Linked DNA regions of Mus musculus: region 1 is linked to region 2. A link is a contact called in ENCODE Hi-C data. All regions are on one chromosome and are shown on one strand. The core of a region is the stretch at or near the end of the contact, and the rest is flanking DNA. Distances in the headings are between cores, read along the strand shown. Region 1 holds the start of Msantd4 (Myb/SANT-like DNA-binding domain containing 4 with coiled-coils). Region 2 holds the start of Alkbh8 (alkB homolog 8, tRNA methyltransferase).

Region 1 (3,767 bases), core at 387-2,886, 1.0 Mb before region 2:
ACTCTTGGACTCTCCATTTATAGCCAGCCACTGTTGGATTAGCAGCCACTGTTGGATTAGACTGCAGCTGGTAAGTCATTCATATATATGTATGTATATATATATACATATATATACATACACACATACATACATACTTTCTAAAAGTTCTGTTACTCTAGAGGACCCTTATTCTGGTCAGTCTTCACTTAATCCAGAGAAAGACTTTACCTGAAGCCTTGACAGTATTGAGTTAAAGAACATTTGAGCATCAGTGCAGTCAGAGATAAAATCTGTTAGCTGCGTTTACAAAAGCAAAAACTAGCAGATTATGAATATGTCTGTCTTTTTGTACCATTCCTAGTACCTTGATGCTGTGTATGAGAGGTTTGGATTTTCTCTAACAGACTCCCAAATAAGTTCATCAAAGGTATTTACTCAGCTCCTACATTTGGGGCACCATTCCTGGTGCTAGGGATAGAACCGGTCATAAAATGTACAATTACACTATTTTTGATGCCCAACACGTCCCCCTCTTTATTGTTTTCATCCTGTTCTTACAGTAAGGAACTTGACAGTCAGTCACTAAATCTCAGGTCCCAGTGTTCGAACCACAGACAGCAGCTGTTTTCCTGAACTTCCTGACCATTGGGAAAGGAAGAATAAATAACCCTCCAACTTGTGGAGGGCTTCCACAATTATTCTTTACTGTTCAGAAACAGAAATGTTGTGCAGTGCACTCACATAACTACCAATGATGTACTGTAAGATAAAACTAGGTATTTCCTCTGTAACGACTGAATGGACTTTCTAGGTTTTTGTCTAACATAGAACTAAAAGATCTGGAAAAAAAAAACTGGCAATAACATCTAAATTAAAGAAAGAAAGAAAGAAAGAAAGAAAGAAAGAAAGAAAGAAAGAGAGAGAGAGAGAAAGAAAGAAAGGAAAAAAGAAAGGAAGGAAGGAAGGAAGAAAGAAGGGAGGGAAAGAGGGTAGGTTTGGGGGGGGGCGGGGGAGAGAGGGAGTCACTAAGTAGTTAAGAAGAAAAGCATTCCAAATCTACAAACTTCCCTCCACCCCTGTCTCACTCCAATCTTATTTCAAGAGTGACTTCCCTTTCCTCAATATTATTACAGGGTAATTATTTTCCTTCCTTTAAAACTTGAGGTGATAAACACAACTGAAGTTTGCTTAAGGGTCTCCCGCTACGAAGTAACGTTGGGAAGGTGCAGTTGAGGCCTCTGGGACGATGGATCCCACAGCCTGGAGTTTTCGGTGGGGGAGGGGTCAAGGTGGTGCAGCGCCCAACTAGAGTCCAGGCAACTTGGAGGGTTATTATTGCTTTCCGAATGGTCAGCAATAGCCCTACCTAGGTTTCCCTCACTTCTGCAGAGGCCCAGAGCTTCTCCCGAGTCAGGTGACAATTATGAGTGGGACTTTACTCCACAGCCTCGGGATCCTGCGCTCTTCAATGTCAAAACCAAAGCTCACCGAGGCGACACCCCACAGAGACCCACCCTGCCAAGTCTCCTCTGCTCCCTCGAGCTCCCCAGTCCCCGTTGCTCCGCTGCAACCCAACACTCACCTGCGACCCCGGGGCACCTCTGTCGGATCGCCCCTGAGGGTGCTGGAAAAGAGATGCTTCATGGAGTCCCCGCCCACCAACTTCTGCCTGCTCCGATTGGCTGAGATGGCTGTTGCTCATGGGTTGCAGCTAATCCATTTGTCCAGGGGGAATTGCCACTCTGCCTTAGAGCCCGCCTCAGGCCAGGCCTCACAATGGGAATCGAGTCCCAAACCGGTTCCGGGTTAGTGCCCTGGACAACGCCCCGAAGTGATTCGCCTCCCGTTCAGCGCTCACTTTTTGCCACGTGACCCTGTCAATCAAGCGTCCTCTAGCAAAGGATTGGTCCCTAGAGACAGTCTTGCCTCGCTGCTCCGCCCGATGGAGACTGGCCTTTCAATCTCCAAACTCCGCTCCTGTCCTTGATCTTCGATAAGGCCAAGGAAAAATGGAAACCCTTGGGTCCTCCTCTCCTATTCACCTAGCTGCGGTCTCCGTGGACCTCAACCTCTGACGTTGCCTTTGCAGTTTTCAAATCAAAGACTCGTTTTGTACTCTTAACCTAAAATGGAACATTTGGCTTGTGGACGGTTTCTCCAGTGTTCTCCATCTCCTCCCTCTGATCCTTCAGAGCCCTACGGGCTGATGTCTCCTTTGGCATTGTCAGTGAACCTGGTTTCCCACTTCCTCCGTTTCAGGAATGTCCAGTTCTCCCTGAAAATTACTAATACCCATCCTCTCACAGCCCACTCTTCAAATTAGAGTCAAATTGAGACGCCTACAGTTTCTCGGGGGAAATTATTCCTAATATGCAAATTAGGAAATTCTCTTTAGGCTTTTAAAATCCTAATCCTGCTTTTCTCTCAGGCTTTTTTTAACATGGTCTCCCTTTTTGCTTCCCCCAGCTCTCCACTGTTCTTTTGAACTCTTTAGTGTCTTAGGGACTGCCTTTGCCTTGCTGTGTTTCCACCCTGTAAGGCTTTCCCAGGATCAGAATTCATTTTGGAAATTCTTTTTTCTTTTCTTTTCTCTCTTCTCTCTTCTCTTCTCTCTTTCTTTCTTGTTTGTTTGGTTTTTGTTTTTTGTTGTTGTTGTTGTTGTTTTTGTCTTTTTGTTTTGTTTTGTTTTGTTTTTTTGAGACAGGTAGCTCCGGCTGTCCTGGAACTCGCTCTGCAGACCAGGCTGGCCTCGAACTCAGAAATCTGCCTGCCTCTGCTTCCCAAGTGCTGGGATTAAAGGCGTGTGCCACCACTGCCCGAGAAATTATTTTCTAAAGTAACCTTTCCTATGCAGTTACTTCGCAGCTACTTCAATTTATCTCTCCAATATAAGTTTGCCAGATGGGAAGGATGGCAAGCTAAATTTGAATAACAATTTCAGGGTGACATTCCACATTTTTTATTTGTTGACTCTGACAATCATGCTCAAGTGAGATCAACCACAACCTATATTTTCCCCATTATAGCTCTTTTTTTTTTTTTTTTTTTTTGCGTAGCAAAGCTTCTAGCATGTAATAGACATTTTATAAAAAGATGTAAAAGCATGACAAAATGTTGTGTGTATATAACAAGTCTTTATTTTTTCATATAATAGTCTTTTTTAAAATTAGGTATCTTCTTTATTTGAATTTCAAATGTTATCCCCTTTCCTGGTTTCCCCTCTGAAAACTTCCTATCCCTTCCCCCCTGCCCCTGCTCACCAACCCACCCACTCCTACTTCCTGGCTCTGGCATTCCTCTACACTGAGGCATAGAACCTTCACAGGGCCAAGGGCCTCTCCTCCCACTGATGACCAACTAGGCCATCCTCTGCTACATATGCAGCTTGAGTCATGGGTTCCTCCATGTGTACTCTTTCGGTGACGTCCCTGGGAGCTCTGGGGGTACTGGTTGTAACAAATCTTTAATGTTTATTTCTAGAAAAATAATTGCACAAACTATGAAGTATTTATGAACTATGATCTTTGAAGATCAATGAACAGTTTTAAGATTTTTATTATAATTTTGCCTAAAGAGAAAAAAAATGATTTTTGCCATTTTGTAAGAGATACAGACACTTTGGTTTTTGGAATATTTGAAGCAAAATCCCCTTTATGTAGAGCAAGCTATCCAGGAACTTTACAATCCTCCTATTTCAGTAGCACTATAATCACTAGAAACTTCTATTCTGTAGAGCAGGAATAAAAGTCCCAACCCCCAAATTCACTGCAGTGAGTGAATGTTTA
Region 2 (4,126 bases), core at 662-3,161:
TTCAGTTTCTTAGCAAACAAGTTAAGAGGTACAGTCAGTAAAGCAGGTTAATTGTAAATGATGATAGGACAATTCAGAATGAGAAGACCTGCACTAATCCACCTGTAGCAAGCAGAAATGTTAACCTAGTTTCTACTGGAGGCATAGAAGGAAAGGAAAGGAAAGGAGAGGGGAGGGGAGGGGAGGGGAGGGGAGGGGAGGAGAGGAGGGCAAGGATGAGAACAAAGTTCCCACAGGATCAATAGGCCTTGGCTGATTACTCAGATGTGAAGAACAGGGATCGGGTCAGTGCACAGCTGCTTGGATGCACCTGGCATGTGACAGGAGTAAGGTCACTATTAAATAGGATACTAGCCATCGCAGTTAGTTGTTCAGTTGCCTTCAGTCTGAGCAAATTCTCTGTTGGTAAGACGAGAACAAAGAAATAAAGGCTCTGCTACTAGTAAACTCTCAATATATCTTGTTGGATAGTACCCCAAGTACCAACTGTACTGTATCCGTGTCTGAGTTAGAAAATAGAGCTGTGGCTAGAGAGATGACTCTGGTTATATGTACTAGCTGCTCTTCCAGAGGACCCGGGTTCAAGTCCTAGCACCCACATAGTAATTCAAACCATTCACAACTCCAGTTCCAGATCTCACTCCTTCTTCTGGCATGTAGGTGGTATATAGATACACATGCAGGTGATACATGTCTTTTGAATTAATAAGCTATCCAAATTACATTATCTATTTAAAAAGAAAGCAGAGTTAAACATTAAGACTTAGAAAAAAATTACCGTTTCTGAATTACACACTCTATTTTTTCTTACACTCATTGTTTGTTATCTTCTGTAAGTGAATAGAAAGTTAAGTACATGAAGTAGTGATTTTGTCTGTATTATTCACCGGGTAGTACACAGCACTTAAACAGGATGTGATATGTAGTAGCGACTCATTAAATATACATATTTAAATAAACCTAAGCAGAATTTGCCATTTTAGCTATTAAACTCCGTAATTCTAATTTTGGCAGCCATCTTCAGCGATTTCCGTAACACCCACCGAGTGAGTATCCCAATTATCTGCATGTGTTGGAGTCAGAAACTCTCGTCTACAATCTTGGGTACCTGCTAAACAGCTAGAGACAAACGTTAAACGAAATCATCAAAACCACAGTCTGACACTACTTGACCCCAGAAGCAGAAGGACTGATCAAGAAAAAAATATAAGGCAGATGTGGGCCAAGAGTGCCTTGCATATCCGTGCTTCACAGAATTGATGCTTGCTGAAAAACGACTAAAAGCAAGGGTTGGTCTTCAACCCCTATGGCAGCTAATACAGACACCGCTAGGCATCCATCATATGCCAAACATAAGGACATTAGATCCTACCAGGGTTCCCAACGGCCTTACCTCCCCAACCCATAAACTGCACTCTTCGCGGTCTGAGTCGGCCCATGCTGGTCAGGACAGAGCAGACAGGGAGCTGAAAGGAGTAAGCCAGGATTTGCGATCCTCCATATCCCCAGGCCCCAATCAGGTGGCGTACACTTTTCTCTCTCCTCACCAGAAATGTTCACCTCCCAGCTGCTTTGTCAATCGCCAGCCTTCCCCGGTGCAGCCTGACCACCTATGCTCTGACACCCTTTCAACCGGACGCCGCCATGTTGCAGACAATAGTACTACATTTCCCATGAGTCCCTGGGGCTACCACAACCCCCTTCGGGACTCAAATTCTTTGTTGACCCTTTCTCCGCCAAATGTCTGTAAACTGCTGCTTGAAACAGAAAATTTGGCTGCTTTATTTGGGTGAATAGTAATCGTTGGAATAGGACCTACAACTATCACGTTACTAAATGCTAAACATTTGATCTTATACTCACAAATAACTGTAGTCTTAAGGGAACTTACCTGTGTAAACCACACCAATCGAAATGCAGAGCTGTAGAGTTCAGTCTCAACTGACATCTACAGCACAACTCCTATACCTCAGGCTTAGAACACTGCAGAGAAAATGGAGGTGGAGAAACGGAAGTTTACTGTGAATTGTGTCTCCTGGGAACATCAGAAGCCACACCCATAAAGTCTCTCTAGTGTGACTGCCTATACTGAACTGAACAAAGACAATGAAAACGGTTGTGTTTGTGTGGTCAGGCAAAGAGTCGAGAACGTCTAAACCCTACACAAAGAACAATATGCAAATAAGGAATTCTGAGAGCAAGAGAAATACTTTTCTCCAGGGAAGAGCACGCCAATTGTTTATCCAACAATGAATGATCAGCCTGAAAACACTTAAATACAAGAAACATTGTACAATTTGTATTAATGTATGTATGTACAATTAATAATAAAAGAGGTGATGAATTTGAAAGAGCAAGGACGATGGGTATAGGAGAGGGTTTGGAGGTAGGAAATGCAATGAGTAAATTATAATATAATCTAAAAAACCAGAAAGAGTAGAAACTCTAAAACAGAAGAAACTGGATCTACTTCAGGAAAGATATTTCAAAGTAAAGTTTAAATGGCAGAAAAATTAAAGACAATAATTATATCCCTATTATGAGATTGACTCATGACAAAAAAACAGTAACAGTATTGTTTTTAATTTGTAGTATTTACTCAACTCCACATTGTTAGGCCTCAAAGAAAGAGGGACAAATCACTGACTGAAGTGCCTACTAAAACATCAATGCAAATACTTGCAGCTCTCTGCAACATTACTCAGTACCTGTTGCTCCTCCCAGCACTGCTCACCTCTCCCCTTCCCCTAAACCTTTCCATCTCAGGGACTAACTTTCTGCTTCTTCCCTTCCCGACTTATTGATCTCCATATAACATAGCTATTTTGGACACTGGGTCTCTTGGCCTATTGGCTCCTATCTGGTTCTACTCCTGGCTCTTTCTTGGTACACTTGCATCCCTCTCTTCTCTCTTACCCCCTCCCAACCCCCCAAAGCCAAGCTCTGTCTGTTGGCCATGTTCAGTATAAACACTTCCAGATGTTTCTGGCTATTCTCTCCCTCATATCTACAATAAACCTCCTCTTCAAAACATACCTTGGGGCAGTCATGTTGTTTGATTTTTCCTATGAAGACTTGGGAACCAGATGCTGGGAAGAAAGCCTGCTAGCTCTGCGAGGCAGAGAAAGTACCCAGTTGACCTTCCTCCTCAGCCAATGTCCCAGAAGGAATACCCCTTAAAAAATGCCCACCTTAAAAAAAATCTTTTTTAAACTGAATTTTCTTCCTTCTTACTTCCTGTGTGTCTCTCTATCCATCCTTCTGACATACTCTTACTCTCTTTGGTTCTTTTCTCAATAATTCTATAGTCATTTCTTGTCAAGTGGTTGCTTTCTCTAACTCTTGACTTTATTTAATCCTGTTTACACTACTCAGACAGAAAGCTCTTGCATTAAAAGTATGTGCTAAGACTGAGCCACACCACCACCACCACAACAAAAAATTTCCAGTAAATCACATAATCTCAAGGTACACACAGTATGATTAAATATCCTTCAACATAGTCATGTTCTCATTTGTTTTTCATCCGGTGCAGAAACCACCACAGAAATAACACAAATTAGTTTCTTTTAAAGGTAGCTGGTCTCTCTAAATTATGCTGACTATTTGAATCTCTTAAGGTCTGTAGGGATAATTTCTTTCTGCTGACTTTTGCCACCTACCCATTTTGGCTATAAATTCTAGAGTCTTGATTCTTATCTATTCAACTATTCTCAACTACTTGGTAAGTGTCTCTCTGGCTCTTAGAGCTACCATGTCTATGTGGGCAACTATACCCATGTAGTCATCTCTCTTTCCCCCCTTTTCTCCTCTACTTGATAAATGTCCCCCTGTAGCTGCCAGCTTCGTCTGCTATTACTACAAAATCTGCACCAATGTGCCAGCAATTTTCTCTAACCTGTCTGGGGTTGCCAATCACATGGAAAGGGACATTTCTTCTCTGCAATCTGGGACATTTATCTCAAGCAAGTCTTTCATCTGCTCTGGGACACCTGGGATTGAAATTTGTGTCATTAAGACTTCTCTTTGTGCATAGTTCCTTCTTAGAGCTTTCTCTAGTCAGTCTCCCCTTAGGACCTGCCTGGAATCCTGCAAATCTTAAAGCCAGTCTGAGCCACTGTACTGT

What was found. Hi-C counts contacts between places; a loop is a spot of excess contacts on that map.
Region 1: a map of v-Abl transformed pro-B cells shows a loop between it and region 2 (2.8-fold over the local background). The contact joins the promoter of Msantd4 here to the promoter of Alkbh8 in region 2. A Hi-C loop is called at or near these places in 2 of 37 maps with a recorded cell type or tissue (T-helper 17 cell and v-Abl transformed pro-B cells).

Annotation. Positions count from the first base shown.
Region 1 is chr9:4,374,421-4,378,187 of GRCm38, reverse strand. It overlaps Msantd4 (Myb/SANT-like DNA-binding domain containing 4 with coiled-coils), which reads right to left and starts at 1,636. Exons shown (of 3, transcript NM_145609.2): 1 at 1,565-1,636.
Region 2 is chr9:3,333,016-3,337,141 of GRCm38, reverse strand. Alkbh8 (alkB homolog 8, tRNA methyltransferase) reads right to left here and starts at 1,911. Exons shown (of 12, transcript NM_026303.1): 1 at 1,892-1,911.